2 separate regions of the Homo sapiens genome follow, and region 1 is linked to region 2. The links are chromatin loops, found by intact Hi-C in ENCODE. Cell type or tissue: IMR-90. All regions are shown on one strand.

Evidence for each region. Hi-C counts contacts between places; a loop is a spot of excess contacts. Peaks named below come from ENCODE experiments on the same cell type or tissue, not always from the same donor. Only the 100,000 strongest peaks of a DNase experiment are listed, where the experiment ranks them.
Region 1: a loop joins it to region 2, with 4 times the contacts of the local background. A loop is called at or near these places in 6 of 110 quality-filtered maps.

Annotation. Positions count from the first base shown.
Region 1 is chr15:89,295,554-89,303,553 of GRCh38, forward strand. FANCI (FA complementation group I) reads left to right here. Exons shown (of 38, transcript NM_001113378.2): 25 at 4,247-4,413; 26 at 4,747-4,832; 27 at 5,773-5,889. LOC124903548 (a long non-coding RNA gene) reads right to left here. Exons shown (of 2, transcript XR_007064749.1): 2 at 5,222-6,234. Among named protein-coding and RNA genes, the nearest start is that of MIR6766, 27 kb to the right of the region's middle. In IMR-90, a CTCF peak has its summit at 4,549 (motif pointing left); a DNase peak (open chromatin) is centred at 4,508.
Region 2 is chr15:89,053,407-89,061,406 of GRCh38, forward strand. All of the region lies in intron 1 of CARMAL (coronary artery disease region linked MFGE8 regulatory lncRNA), which reads left to right. It also overlaps a transcript of ABHD2 not described here. Among named protein-coding and RNA genes, the nearest start is that of CARMAL, 16 kb to the left of the region's middle. RefSeq lists an enhancer at 5,929-6,429. In IMR-90, a CTCF peak has its summit at 4,299 (motif pointing right); a DNase peak (open chromatin) is centred at 4,315.

The DNA of each region.
Region 1 (8,000 bases), 240 kb after region 2:
TACTCGGGAGGCTGAGGCAGGAGAATTGCTCGAACCTGGGAGGCGGAGGTTGCAGTGAGCCTAGATTGTGCCATTGCACTCTAGCCTGGGCAACAAGAGCGAAACTCCATCTTAAAAGAGTGAAAAAAAGTGCAGTCATTGACATAGGGTCTTTTTTCTAGTCTTGCCTTCCCCTGGCGCCCCCCCCACCTTTTTTTTTTTGTTGTTGTTGTTGTTTTGGCTTTTTTTTTGGCTTTTTTTGAGAGAGTCTCGCTCTATTGCCCAGGGTGGAATGCCGTGGTGCAATCTCGGCTCACTACAACCCCTTCCTCCGAGGTTCAAGCAGTCCTTCCACTGCAGCTTTCTGAGTAGCTGGGACTACAGGTGCACACCACCATGCCCAACTACTTTTTAATTTTTAATTTTAGTTTATTTTATTTACTACTTTTTTTGGAGACAGGGTCTTGCTCTGTCACCCAGGCTAGAGTGCAGTGGCGTGATCTTGGCTTACTGCAACCTCGGCCTCCCCGGTTCAAGTGATCCTCCTGCCTCAGTCTCCCAAGTAGCTGGGATTACAGGGCACCACCATGCCCTGCTAATTTTTGTATTTTTAGTAGAGACAGGGTTTCACCATGTTGGCCAGGCTGGTCTCGAACTCCTGACCTCAGGTGATCCACCACCCTGGCCTCCCAAAGTGCTGGGTTTACAGGCGTGAGCCACTGCACCTGGCCCTTATTTTTTTTTTTTTAATTTTCTGTAGAGATAGGATTTCACCATATTGCCCAGGCTGGTCTTGAACTCCTGGGCTCAAGCGATACGCCCATCTCAGCCTCCCAAAGTGCTGGGATTACAGGCCTGAGCCACTGTGGCTTTTGTTTTTTCGTTTTTTTTGTTTTGTTTTGTTTTTGTTTTTGTTTTTGTTTTTCCATTTAACCCTGAGTGGACACAGCACATGTTTCAGAGAGCACGGGGTTGCGGGTAAGGTCACAGATCAACAGGATCCCAAGGCAGAAGAATTTTTCTTAGTACAGAACAAAATGAAAAGTCTCCCATGTCTACTTCTTTCTACATAGACATGGCAACCATCCGATTTCTCAATCTTTTCCCCACCTTTCCCCCCTTTCTATTCCACAAAACCGCCATTGTCATCGTGGCCCGTTCTCAATGAGCTGTTGGGTACACCTCCCAGACGGGGTGGTGGCTGGGCAGAGGGGCTCCTCACTTCCCAGTAGGGGCCCCTCACCTCCCAGACGGGGCGGCTGGCCAGGTGGGGGGCTGACCCCCCCACCTCCCTCCCGGACGGGGCGGCTGGCCGGGCAGAGGGGCTCCTCACTTCCCAGTAGGGGCCCCTCACCTCCCGGACGGGGCGGCTGGCCGGGCGGGGGGCTGACCCCCCCACCTCCCTCCCGGACGGGGCGGCTGGCCGGGCGGGGGGCTGACCCCCCCCACCTCCCTCCCGGACGGGGCGGCTGGCCTGGCGGGGGCTGACCCCCACCTCCCTCCTGGACGGGGTGGCTGCCGGGTGGAGACGCTCCTCACTTCCCAGACGGGGTGGCTGCCGGGCGGAGGGGCTCCTCACTTCTCAGACGGGGCGGCTGCCGGGCGGCAGGGCTCCTCACTTCTCAGACGGGGCGGCCGGGCAGAGGTGCTCCTCACATCCCAGACGGGGCGGCGGGGCAGAGGCGCTCCCCACATCTCAGGCGATGGGCGGCCAGGCAGAGACGCTCCTCACTTCCCAGATGGGATGGCGGCCGGGAAGAGGCGCTCCTCACCTCCTAGATGGGATTGCGGCCGGGCAGAGACGCTCCTCACTTCCCAGACGGGGTGGCGGCTGGGCAGAGGCTGCAATCTCGGCACTTTGGGAGGCCAAGGCAGGCGGCTGGGAGGTGGAGGTTGTAGCGAGCCGAGATCACGCCACTGCACTCCAGCCTGGGCACCATTGAGCACTGAGTGAACGAGACTCCGTCTGCAATCCCGGCACCTCGGGAGGCCGAGGCTGGCGGATCACTCGTGGTTAGGAGCTGGAGACCAACCCGGCCAACACAGCGAAACCCCGTCTCCATCAAAAAAATACGAAAACCAGTCAGGTGTGGCGGCAATTGCAGGCACTCGGCAGGCTGAGGCAGGAGAATCAGGCAGGGAGGTTGCAGTGAGCCGAGATGGCAGCAGTACAGTCCAGCTTTGGCTCGGCATCAGAGGGAGACCGTGGAAAGAGAGGGAGAGGGAGACCGTGGGGAGAGGGAGGGGGAGGGGGAGGGGGCTCGTTTGTTTTTTTGTTTTTGTTTTTTTTTCATTTAAAGAGATGGGGTTTGCAGTGTTGCCCAGGCTGGCCTTGAGCTCTTGGGTTCCCAGGGCTTCTAGTCTTGCTTTGATATGGATTGTTAGTCACATATAAAATGTTATGCTATTATTGGGGAAAAAAAGAGGGATATTACATAATGGTTAAGTGATTCAAAATACTTAAAGCAAAAACTGATGGAACTGAAGGAAAAATAGACAAATCCTTAATTAATGTAATCAGCCCTCTCTCCATAGTCAAAAAACAGAAAACAAAACAAAAAAAAACCAGTAGATAGAAAATCTACTGAAAGGAGGTAGAAGAAGTGAACAACACTGTCACCCAGCTTGATTTAATTGACACTTATAAGAACACTCCACAGCACCTTCAAAATACACACTTCTTTTTAGGTGCACATGGTGTATTCACCAAGATGAGCCATATTTTGGGCCATAAAACTCAGCAAATTAAAAAAAAGTAGAAATTCTCTGACCAAACAGAATTAAAGAAGAAAGCAGTAACAGAAAGATATCTAGATAATCCCCATATATTAGAAATTAAATGCATTTTTAAATAGCCCATAGTCAAAAAGTCGTCAGGGAAATTAGAAAACATCTTGAATAGAATGGAAACAAACAGACAACATGTCAAAAGATATGATCCAGCCAAAGTGCTATTGAGGAAATTAAAGCAGTTAGTGATTTAAAAATCTCAGATCTCCCATATAAACTTCCACATTAAGAAAATAGAAAAAGAAGAGCAAATTATAATGAAAGTAATCAGAAGGAAGGAAATAGACAAAAGCACAACTATGAAGAAGCAGAAAATTAAAATAGAAAACATTAAAAGAAAGCTGGTTCTTTGAGAAGATCAATAAATTTAATGAACTTTAGCCAGACTAATCAGGAAAAGAGAAGACACATTACAAATTGCAGAATTGAGGAAGAAGGGACATCACTACTGATCCTACAGATGCTAAAAAATAGATAATAGAATATTAACGATTTTATGCCAGTAAACTTTTAAGTTTAATGGACAGATTTCTTGAAAGCTCACTCAACAAAAAATAGGCAACCTGGCCGGGCGTGGTAGCTCACATCTGTAATCCCAGCACTTTTGGGAGGCCGAAGCAGGTGGATCACCTGAGGTCAGCAGTTCAAGACCAGTCTGGCCAACATGGTGAAACCCCAGCTCTACTAAAAAAAATACAAAAATTAGCTGGGCGTGGTGGTATGCACTTGTAGTCCCAGCTACTCAGGAAGCTGAGGCAGGAAGACCACTTGAATCTGGGAGGTGTGAGTTTGCAGTGAGATCACCCCACTGCACTCCAGCCTGGGTGACAGAGTGAGACTCTGTCTCAAAAAAAAAAAAAAAACCTGAGTAATCTTATCTCTATTCAAAAAAACCTGAGTAATCTTATCTCTATTCAAAGAAATTGAATTTGTGGTTCAAACTTTTTTCACAAAACTTAAGATCTAGGTCTATTCCGTGGTAAATTCATCCAAACATTTAAGGGAGAAGTAATGTAAATTCTGTGCAAATTCTTCCAGGAAATAGGAGAGAACATATTCCACCTCATTTAATTAATGAGGTCAGCATTACCCTGATACCAAACCAGACCCAGACCATTGCAAGAAAACTGCATAGCAATATCCCTGATGAATATAGAGTCTGCTGTGTTAAAGGCAGACTCAGAAGGCTATATACTGAATGATAACCATTTTTGTATGATGTTTCGTAGAAAGTAAAACCATAGGGACAGAAATTAGATCAGTAGTTGCTTGGAAATGGGAGGAGAGAATTGACTATCAGTGAGCACAAGGGAACTTTTAGAGTGATAGAAATACCTTGATTGTGGGGAGATTACACAACCATGTAAGTTTTTTTAAACTTCTAGAACTGTTCACCTACAGGGTAAGAATTTTACTGTTTGTTATTTTATCTCGGTGAACCTGTCTTTAAAAACAATACCACTTTCTCCTGCTTCAGAGTCTTGCTATGGAGATACACTTCAATTCCTACTTCAGTGGAAGAGTCGGGAAAGAAAGAGAAAGGAAAGAGCATCTCACTGCTGTGCTTGGAGGGTTTACAGAAAATATTCAGTGCTGTGCAACAGTTCTATCAGCCCAAGATTCAGCAGTTTCTCAGAGCTCTGGGTAAGCATTGCAGTATCAATAAATAGGCTTGATTTAGGTTTCTCCTTAGCTCAACCCCTTAATTCCATTTGTTAACCTACCAGAAGACACTTGAGAACAGTCCTAATGTTGCTAAGGAGTGACATCTAGTGGATTCAGGATTGGTACCTACTGGATTACATTCAACCACAAAGAGTGGCTGGAAAATGGAATATAGTATTAAGAAATCACAAAATTTTAGAAATTTAAGTCTGCCTTTAGACTTTTTTTTGGCTTTCAAAAATTTTAGCTATTAAAAGGCCAAAAAGTATGAGTTTATATCAAAGAAGACAAGAGTTTCTTTTCCATTCCTAGATGTCACAGATAAGGAAGGAGAAGAGAGAGAAGATGCAGATGTCAGTGTCACTCAGAGAACAGCATTCCAGATCCGGCAATTTCAGGTGAGAAGCCTTGCAAAGCTGCTGTACTGGCCTGAGAGGCTTTGCAAAGGAACTGTTAGCAGGGGCAGCTGGTAAGAATGGGCAGACAGTGACCAAGTAGGAGAAGAATTTTTTCTGGGTCATACAGGCAACAGGACATAGCTCTCAGAATGGAAGATAATGTATTTAAAAGGACCCTAGTGAGGATAGGTATTTAGCCACCCCAACCTGCAATACTCATTACTTCTAAGGACCACTGTTTGAGTTGATGTAAACAGAAAGGAGTCTTCAAGGCATAGAGTCTGTGTTTTTGTTTTCTGAGTCTGTGGTATAATTTGGCTTGGTCTGACAGACAACGTAAACACTGGACAATAAAGTTTGTTAGTTTCTAACCAATAGTTGTCAAAATATCAGGATGTTCTATCACAGGAGTTTTTTATTTAACAAGTAATTCTGAAGTTCCTACCATGTGCCAGAAACAGTTCTAGGTGCTGGGGATGTAGCAGGGAACAAAAGAGACAAAATATTCCTATCCTTATGGAGCTTACATTATAGTAGAAAGACACTGACAAATAATCAAATACATAGTTATTTCAGGTAACAGGGAAGGTATATAAGCATTGCTGGGTTTGGTGCCTTGTCTAAGCCTGAGATCAATGGATAGGCTCCAGGGAGCTGTGAGCCACCAGAAATTGGGTACATAGTTCATTATCTACATTTTGCATGGGGTTGGAACGGAAAGAGTCAGTTTTCAGGAGCATTCTCAGAGAGGTTTATGGTCAAAAACAGCTTAGGAAACTACTGCTCAATTCAGGTGTATTTTCAGATTTTATCCTCTTAGAATTTTGGTAGCTTTGAATTCTTTCTGTCCTAGTCTTAGGAGTCTCTGACTAGATGCCTCTTCTTCCTGATAGGAACGTGTCTGCTAACATTGCTTGCTGTGTGTGCCTTCCTTTCTCAGAGGTCCTTGTTGAATTTACTTAGCAGTCAAGAGGAAGATTTTAATAGCAAAGAAGCCCTCCTGCTAGTCACGGTTCTTACCAGTTTGTCCAAGTTACTGGAGCCCTCCTCTCCTCAGGTACTAGTACCGCTAACTTAATCCCATTTAGCATTCCTCAGAAGGCAAGGATTATTGCATCATAAAAGTGTATATCTAAATGTCCTCTTGAAATTGAGCTTATTTTACATAATGTGTTTAATTATACACCTGAGTTAATATAAGACCTATAAGATGTATTCTTTCCTGTGTAATGCGTCTACCACAGCATACTTACATGCAGCCATACAGGGCAAGAACATACTGCTTTTGTTTTGTTTGTTCAGGGTAGAGTGAAACACCACAGAAAGAATCCTGTGTTGATCTTTGGTGCCTTCAACCTTCTTAAACCTGTGTTCTTTGCCACTCTTGGTGTTTACTTCTTTTCTAAGAAGAAAATTTGTTAATTATGAAGAAGGCAGTTGACATTCAGCAGTTGACTTTCTCAGCACAGTTACCTGGTACTGACTTTGGAGGAAATTCAACCAAAGATGATTAATTCAGAAAGTGTAACTATAGTCCCAAAGCAGAAACACCTCTGCAGAGATAGGTTGTATGTATGTTTGTGTAAGTGTGCACACGTAGATGTAGAGCTGTGTACCCACATGAGCGTTCACACACAGAAGAATAAGAGAAGGACCACTTGTTGGGGGTCTGTACCATTCAGGAGTAATTTTCCTGTAGGATGATAGAGTACCTTCAGGAGCCCAGGACTGTGTGCTCCTACCACATCTACTTCCTGGGCTTGAGAAAGACAATGAAGCCCTGCGGTATACTCCTCTTTATGTGAGCCCTTGCCTCAGAAGACTGTAGCCTGGGAGTATGAAGGCGTTTGGGCACTAGAAAGCAGAGCTGCTTCCTGTCGTCCTACTTCCAGGTTTGCCCAAAGAAAGTCCCTTTGGTTACTTCATCCCAGTTCCAAACAGCTCACCCCCACTTTGCTCTCATCATCGTTCTTTCATACTGCTGTTTTTGCTGCAAAGAGGAAAGGACTGAGAAAGAAATAGCTAATTGGGGCAGGGGGAAATTTGAGAGAAAATAAATGGATTTAGGAAGGCTAAAATGTTCAGGAAAATTTAAAAATTTTTCTTTTTTAAACTTTTAAACTTTTAGATTTTTAAACGTTTTACCACCTACCCCTTCTCCCTTAACTTCAGGTAGTCTCTTTAAAAAAAAATTTTTTTTTTTTTTGAGACAGAGTCTCGCTCTGTCTCCCAGGCTGGAGTGTAGTGGCGCCATCTCAGCTCACTGCAGGCGCCGCCTTCCGGGTTCACGCCATTCTCCTGCCTCAGCCTCCCAAGTAGCTGGGACTACAGGCGCCTGCCACAACACCCGGCTAATTTTTTGTATTTTTAATAGAGACGGGGTTTCACCGTGTTAGCCAGGATGATCTCGATCTCCTGACCTCGTGATTCACCCGCCTCGGCCTCCCAAAGTGCTGGGATTACAGGTGTGAGCCACCGCGCCTGGCCAAAAATTTTTAATTTTAATTTTGAATGGGTAATAAAGTCCTATGATTTGAAAACCAGAGATTATCAAGAGATTTATGGTAAATGGTGTCCCCCACCCATGTCCTCCATCTGTTCAGTTCCTCCTCTCCCCAAATAAGTAAACACCTTTAGTTTTTTGTGTCCTTCAACCTTCTTTATTCCCTTCCAAGTAAATATAGAGTTTTATTCCCAATCCTACCCCTCTTCACACAAAAACTTGTTCTGCATCCTGCTTATTTCATTGAGCACGGTATTCTGAAGATCTTTTAATATCAGTTTGTAGAGAGCTTTCAGTTAGCCTCTTAATTTACCTTTTCCTCAACAGATCAAAACTGCATTTTTGTTAGTCATTTACACTTAAGTATAACGGCATTTCGGTGCCTTTGTAGCTGAAAGAACTGCTGAAGCAGAAAGTTGACTGTGTGTCTGGTGATGCAGATGCTTGCTATCTGAAGACCTTAAGTCTCCTTCACTTAGCTAAGAAAATGCTGTCTGGTTTCTTGCCTCTTTTATTTCTCTTTTTTCTGCCCTTCTCTCTTCTAACCTCCTTTGTTCTTTTGGCTTCTAAATGCTAATTCTACTGTTCTTATAGCTAGGTTTTCTCTTTCCCACACCTTTCTGATAACCTAATATCCTCAAGTGGAGAGTCTGGGGGCATGGGAA
Region 2 (8,000 bases):
ATCTCACCACCCTAGTAGAACTGACCAGGCCAGGGACCCTTATAGAAACAAAGGCAGCCAACTGCTGACTGAGCAGTGCCCTCTAACATGGCCTGGGGCCAGCGCTGTGACCAACAGCAGCTACCAATACTAACCACCCAATCAGATAGTGTTTCTTGGGGGATTTGAAGGGAGTGTAAGGCCCTCAAAGAAGGTGGACACAGGAGGCACTAAGCAGAGGCCATGGAAGAATCATGCATGAGGACAGCCTTCGAGAGGAGGGGAGAATGGAGACAGGCTTTGGGAGCGACAAGAGAAGCAGAGACTCAAGGGTGAATCAGAAGCCAAGGCAAAAATGGGCAAAGACATACCTATGATGGCGCCCCTTGGAGCAAGAGCAGTCCCACTGCCTTTGCAGGGTAAAGTGGTGCTCACATCTTTGCTTCTAGCGGCTGCCAAGCTGCCAGAGCTCTCATTTTCCCAATTAAGGTGCCAGCCTCCCGGACGCCTCACCTCCGCATGGAGCCTTGAAATGACCACTCACTTGCCAAGTACAGCACCTGAGCTGGTCTCTTCTCCCTGCAGCCCAAGAGAGTCTAACACATTGCTGCAGAGGCAGTAGAAAACATAGACAAGCCAAAACAAGAAAAGGAAAGGCAGGCACAGTGGCTCACTCCTGTAATCCCAGCACTTTGGGATGCCAAGGCAGGCAGGTCACCTGAGGTCAGGAGTTCAAGACCAGCCTAGCCAACATGATGAAACCCCGTCTCTACTAAAAATACAAAAATTAGCTGGGCATGGTGACACACGCCTGTAGTCCCAGCTACTCGGGAGGCTGAGGCAGGAGAATTGCTTGAACCCAGGAGGTGGAAGTTGCAGTGAGCCGAGATAGCACCGCTACACTCCAGCCTGGGTGACAGGGCAAGACTCTGTCTCAAAAAAAAAAAAAAGGATTTTTAAAAAAGAATTTATGCTGTGCCACCAAAATGTATGCATGTCAGAAATTGTACTTTGGCTAGGTGCAGTGGCTCACGCCTGTAATCCCGGCACTTTGGGAGGCCGAGGTGGGTGGATCACTTGAGGTCAGGAGTTTGAGACCAGCCTGACCAACAGGATGAAACCCCATCTCTACTAAAAATACAAAAATTAGCCAGGGTTGGTGGTGCACGCCTGTAGTCCCAGCTACTTGGAAGACCGAGGCAGGAGAATCGTTTGAACCCAGCAGAGGAGGATGCAGTGAGCCGAGGTTGTGCCACTGTACTCTAGCCTGGGCAACTGAGCAACACTCCATTTCAAAAAAAGAAAAAAGAAAAAAAAAAGAAAAGGCACCTGTAACCCAGAAACAACCACTGTTAATATTTCAGTGTTTATTCTTTCTCAAAGTCTTTTATTCTCTGCATATATTTTTATAAAATAGGGTAATACTATATGTACTGTTTGTAACATGGCTTTTCTTTAAACAGCTCTAAAAAAACATTTTTCTAAATAAATTAAAAATTGTCATTATATGTAGTGGGTATTCCATTGTGTGCAATGTGCTTAATCAATCTTCTATTGTTGCCAGGCAAGGTGGCTCACGACTGTAATCCTAGTAACTCGGGAGGCTGAGGTTGGAGGATCACTTGAGGCCCGGAGTCCAAGACCAGCCTCGGCAACCTAGCAAGACCCCATCTCTATGGCGCACACTTGCAGTTCCAGCTATTCTAGAGGCTGAGGCAAGGAGGATCACTTGAGCCCAGGAGTTCAAGACTGCAGTGAGCCATGATTGCGCCACTGTACTTCAACCTGAGTGATGAATTGAAACCCAGTCCAAAAAACTTTTTTTTTAAATCTCCTATTGTTGGTAATTTAGTTTGTGTCCAGTTTTAAAGTGTCTATCTTTTGATTTAACTATCCTACTTTTAGGACTATCTCCCACAAAAGTAAAACACTAGTTTCTTTTTTTTTTTTTTTTTTTTGAGACAAGGTTTCATTTCTGTTGCTCAGGCTGGAGTGCAGTGGCACGATCTCATCTCACTGCAACCTCTGCCTCCTGGACTCAAGCGATCCTCTCTCTCCTGCCTCAGCCTCTTGAGTAGCTGGGACTATAGGCGAATGCCATCATGCTCAGCTAATTTTAAGTATTTTTTTGTAGAGATGAGATTTCACCATGTTGCCCAAGCTGGTCTTGAACTCTGGACCACAAGCGATCCGCTGGCCTCGGCCTCCCAAAGTGCTGGGATTACAGCCTACTAGTTTATAATATTTACAGAGATGTTTATCACAATATTATTGATAATAGCAAAAATCACTAGAAACACCCTGGATGTCTACCAATATGGGGGCGGTTGAATAATCCATAGCATATTCTATACTATGAAATATTGAACTGCTATTAAGAGTGAGATGAAGTGAGATGAATCAATATTACTTGTCAAAATGATCATGATATGTGGCTAAGGGAAAATGTAGTTTACAAACTAATTGTGTAATGTGATTTTTGCTTTTTTGTTTTTACAGACTGGGTCTCACTCTGTCATCCAGGCTGGAGTGCAGTGGCGTGATCACGGCTCACTGCAGTCTTGACCTCCCGGGCTCACACAATCCTCCTGCCTCAGCCTCCTGAGTAGCTGGAGTCACCATGCCCAGCTAATTTTTAAAAATATTTTGTAGAGACAGAGTCTGCCTATGTTGCACAGGCTGGTCTCAAACTCCTGGCCTCAAGCAATCCTCTGACCACAGACTCCCAAAGTGCTGGGATTACAGATGTGAGCTGCCACGCCTAGCCTGATTTTTGCTTTTAATTAAAATTTTGTAAATGGAGGTGGGAATCCCTCTACGAATTTTTAATTTGTAACTATTCGTATCTTCCTAGGGAAAATAATAGGAAAAAAACTCACAAAACTGTTAATATTGCTCACCTCAGGAGATGGCATTGGAGATATTTGCTTAGTTACAAGAATATGTATGGATTTTGCAACTTGAATGACACAGTAAGAAAGAACACCATGCCCCAGTGCAGGATTGTGGCAGGAATTTGAATCTTTAATTCCTTCAGGCACCGGGCACAGATCGAGACCATCCTGGCTAACACGGTGAAACCCCGTCTCTACTAAAAATACAAAAAAATTAGCCAGGCATGGTGGCAGGTGCCTGTGGTCCCAGCTACTCAGGAGGCTGAGGCAGGAGAATGACGTGAACCCGGGAGGTGGAATTTGCAGTGAGCCGAGTTCGCACCACTGCACTCCAGCCTGGGCGACAGAGCAAGACTCCATCTCAAAAAAATAAAATAAAAAAATAAAATTCCTTCAGGGTGCTTGCAAAAGATAGAACAGTGCAATGAAAAAAATCAGACCCAGCAGCACTACTTATTACAACATGACCTTGAGTGAGTCATTCACCTCACTGGGCCTCAGTTTTCTTGTCTGTAAAATGGGACAATAGCAATCTCTACCTGTCAGAGTTTGTGTGCAGGCAGTCAGGAAATATAGTCAGTAGGCATTAAATTTTTTTCACACTGTTAATCCAGTTTATAAGTGATACCTTTTTTTTTTTTTTTTTTTTTTGAGATGGAGTTTTGCGCTTGTTGCCCAAGCTGGAGTGCAATGGCGCCATCTCGGCTCACTGCAATCTCCGCCTCCCGGGTTCAAGCGATTCTCCTGCCTCAGCCTCCTGAGTAGCTGGGATTACAGGCACACGCCACCACGCCCGGCTAATTTTTTGTATTTTTAGTAGAAATGGGGTTTCACCGTGTTAGCAGGCTGGTCTTGAACTCCTGACCTCAGGTGATCCGCCTGCGTCAGCCTCCCAAAGTGCTGGGATTACAAGCATGAGCCACTGCGCTAGGCCAGCGTGATACCATTTTTAAAAGTGTTAAGTGAAAAGGGTAAAGGATCTATTGAAGCCCCTTTGTAAGCATGTGAGTTCTGCTTGAGAAGCCACCCCCGGGTTAGCTCTTCTAAGCTGCTCATAGCTAATTCCCTTCCTTCATCTCCACTTCCCTTTGGGGTTTGGCGCAGTGATGATGGGGTTTCTGAAGATGAGGTAGGGCAGGGGTTACACAGTGACCACTGGGAAGTTGGGGACTGGCCGCCTCTGGAACTCCAAGGATTGATTTTCATGGTTAGCAAACAGCTGAGAGTTCTTTGGGAAGCTTCAATGGTGAAAATGCTATTTTTGGTAAGAGGGTAAGAATACAGCCCCTTCTTGTTTAGCCATGGTCGTGGAATCACGGTGGGGGCGTGCCTGGTGCATGGGCTCCTGAGAGGCAGGCCCCGTTGGGCTCACCCCCATTCCTGCTGCCATTCCCTCCATGGCCTCAGGGTGGCGCTGCTCCCTCTCCAACTGGGGCCATCTATTGCCACCATGCGGCTTCCCAGTGAAACCCGCTATTAATAAGAAGGAATGAAAAAAAAAAAAGAAAGAAACAAACCTGCCAGAACTTTCCAATCACACTGTCCTAAAAGCTGAGGACTAAGAAAACGAAGATAGATTCAGGGGACACCGTGAGTCAAAACTTTAGTTTGCCAGGTCTGACTTCTTTCCTGCAGCTCTTCGCCCTCTACCCAGTCCATCAGGGACCCCAGGACTAGGACTCCCTAGCTCCCCACTTACAAATTAAGCCCACCAACATTTGTGGGGCGCCAGGCAAGAGAACGAATGGAAGCTCACATACTCTATGTCTGCATATTTTCAAGTTGTTCAGTCAAGCTGATAAACCCTTAAATGAAGTATGCTCCATCCTTCCGCCTTGAGGTAGATACCTTCATAACCACCTAAAAGACCAGGTTGACTTTTAGGATTTTCAGCCTCCTTGGAGATCCATTCCCCTGGCTCTCCACTTCTGGCCCCAGGTCCACCCACCCACGCTCATCCTTTCAGATCGTGAGGAGCCTCACATACGTGTGGATACTCCAGCTCACACATCCAAGCTTCCTCCACACCCACACCCCTTACAACCCTGAAAACAGCTACCCCTTGGCCACTCCTAGTACCTAGCATGTGAACACAGGTAGTGAGGTCCACTCTTGGGAAGAGAGACCTAGAGAAAATGAAGATGCCCCGCAGGCACAGAAGAGGGCTTGCTGTAATTTGGACAGAAACTCTGGGGTCCTGGTACACGGAGCCTAGTCTTGGGTGGGTGTATGGACTCCCTTTGTAGAAAGGAACATGGCCCGAGGAGGTGCACAGCAGGAGCTTCTCCTGCTCTGGGCCCAGGGGATGGGGACAAGGAGAGATGACATCCTTAACTCCCTCCATCCCTCAGGAGTGCCCCTGGACATCGAGACTCCTGGAAATCTGGGTTGTGACAGGCCAAGTCCCTTCTTAATTCCTCTTTCCTGCTGTGGAGCCCCCTCATGTCCAATGATTGGCAGCAGGAAAGACCTCACTCTTCAGACAAGACCATAGTATCTGCCCTTGAAGCCTTTCTCTTTCAGCCCTCAACAATATCTCAATAAAAACAGCAATCCAACGTTGGACAGAAGCCTGCAGTAATGGGTGGTGGCGCAGAAGCCATCCTTTCAAGGGCACAGAGTGCCATTTCTCTCTCAAGGGATGGATAATTCCTGCCTTAATGCAACCTTCATCTGCCTAGTCACCAGCTGATGGGAAAGCAGCTCCAGCGAAAGATAAGGGCTCTTTGCCTGAAATGAAAAATTCATGAAGGAAGACTAGGAATGGGGCACGCAGAGAGCTGCCAAGTTGCTGTGCTCTGAGGACCTGACAAGAAGCTCAAAAAGCCAAATGGAAATTTTCTCTCCTCTCCAGCATCTCCCATCATGCCCTCTTCCATGTTTGGGGCTCTCTTCTCTGCTGTACCTGGTCACAGCTCTGCAGTCTCACCAATGCCCATATGCCAGGGGATCCAGGAAGAGGGGTACATCTGCCCACCCAGGCGAGCCACTTGACACCCACTCACATCCTCACAAAATGTTCGCTGTGGCTAGACAAGCTGGCATGGTTCTGACCACCTACCTGCCTAGACCAGACCTGGAGGAAATCCAAACTGGCTATTTATTTGTCCCTGGGAGACGCCTACAGATTACTTCCTGTTCCAATTTTCTGACCCACAGATCTGATCAAAATTCGTTAGGTTGATCATTGGTCACAACTCATAACTTGGGAAGGCAGCCCTGAATTTCTTGTCACAATGTTGGGCAGACAGTGGTATGGATGAAATGAAAGGGGAAAAAAACCTCTTGAACCATGAATTGGAGAATTTAACTCTCTCATAGGGATGGGCTTGAGAAGTACGACCGGCTACCCCATAATATACAGAATGGCACAGCAGTCGCAGGTGCCATTCCAGAGATGGTGGGTTCGAGGGCAGTAATTGATCCCCAGAAATTAGGTAGGAGGGCAGGCTGCCATCGCAGAGGAATCTGCCACCAAGGAAGTCCACCAGACTCTACTGTCAATGGGAAATGGGAAACTTGAGTCTCCTATTGCAGAGCCGCAGTTCCTTCTTCCTGCTGCAGGGTCCGTGGCCGAAGGAAAACCTCATTCCACTGTCCCCTGCCCAGGCCAGCTGTGGAACGCAGGTCCTCCATGAACTTGGGGGCCCCTCTTGGTCTCCCAGTGCATTGGCTCTTGGTTCCCAGGTCTTCCAGGCATTTATGCAGCCTTTTCCATTCAAAGCGGGAACTGGATTCAGACAGCAGTGTCTCATTGAAAAGCTTGTCCCTTCAACACCAGCCCCTAAGAACCACTCCAAGGCCTTTTTTTTTTTTTTTTTTTTTTTTGAGACAGAGTTTCGCTCTTGTTGCCCAGGCTGGAGTGCAATGGCGCGATCTCAGCTCACTGCAACGTCCATCTCCTAGGTACAAGCAATTCTCCTGTCTCAGCCTCCCAAGTAGCTCAGATTACAGGCACCCACAACCATGCCCGGCTAATTTTTTTGTATTTAGTAGAGACAGGGTTTCACCATATTAGTCAGGCTGCTCGTGAACTCCTGATCTCAGGTGATCCACCCACCTCGGCCTCCTAAAGTGCTGGGATTACAGGCATGCACCACCTCGCCCGGCCAGCCTTTTTAAAAAAAAACACTAACTCCTCCCAAAACAAAGAGTTTTTTCGCTCATTTTCTCCATACTAGAGCTTTACCATGAAGAACACAGATATAAAAACCTAAGGACTTATCTGCCCTCTGCCCCATCCCAGCACAAACAGGAAACTCATGCTACAACAAAAAGACAAAACATAGGTCACATTCTCAATGGGCCACCGTGATATACACAGAAGCCTAGCACTTAAGACTAAAGCCCCAAGTCCAGGTGTAATCTGTTTCTTCTTTTATGTGTAGGAAGTTGTTTGAAGCTTTTTCCTCCAGATTTTAAGTGATTTGTGTTCACTGTGGAACACTTGAAACGTATAAGAATAAAGACAAAGGGGGGAAGTGTCCATCATCTCACTACCCAGAAGCAAACTATTAATATTTTTTAAATATTTCTTTCCTAGTTTTGTCCTGTGCCTTTTTAAGTTTCATTTGAAATCAAGACTGTATATGCAATGTGGATCGAGAGTATTTTATACAGCCATTAAAAAAAAATAATGAAATCATGTCCTTTGCAGCAACAGGAATGCAGCTAGAGGCCATTATCCTAAATGAATTAATGAAGAAATAGAAAATCAAATACCACATGTTCTCAGTTATAAGTAGAGCTAAACAATGGGTACTCATGGACATAATGATGGAAACAGACACTGGGGACTCCAAAAATGGGGAGGGAGGGAAGGAGGGAGGGAAGGATTGAAAAACTACCTACTGGGGGCCGGGCATGGTGGCTCACGCCTTGTAATCCCAGCACTTTGGGAGGCCAAGGCAGGTGGATCACCTGAGGTCAGGAGTTTGAGACCAGCCTGGCCAACATGGTGAAACCCCATCTCTACTAAAAATACAAAAATTAGCCAGGCGTGGTGGCATGTGCCTGTAATCCCAGCTACTCGGGAGGCTGAGGCACGAGAATTGCTTGAACCCGGGAGGTAGATGTTGCAGTGAGCTGAGATCACACCATTGCACTCCAGCCTAAGCAACAAGAGCA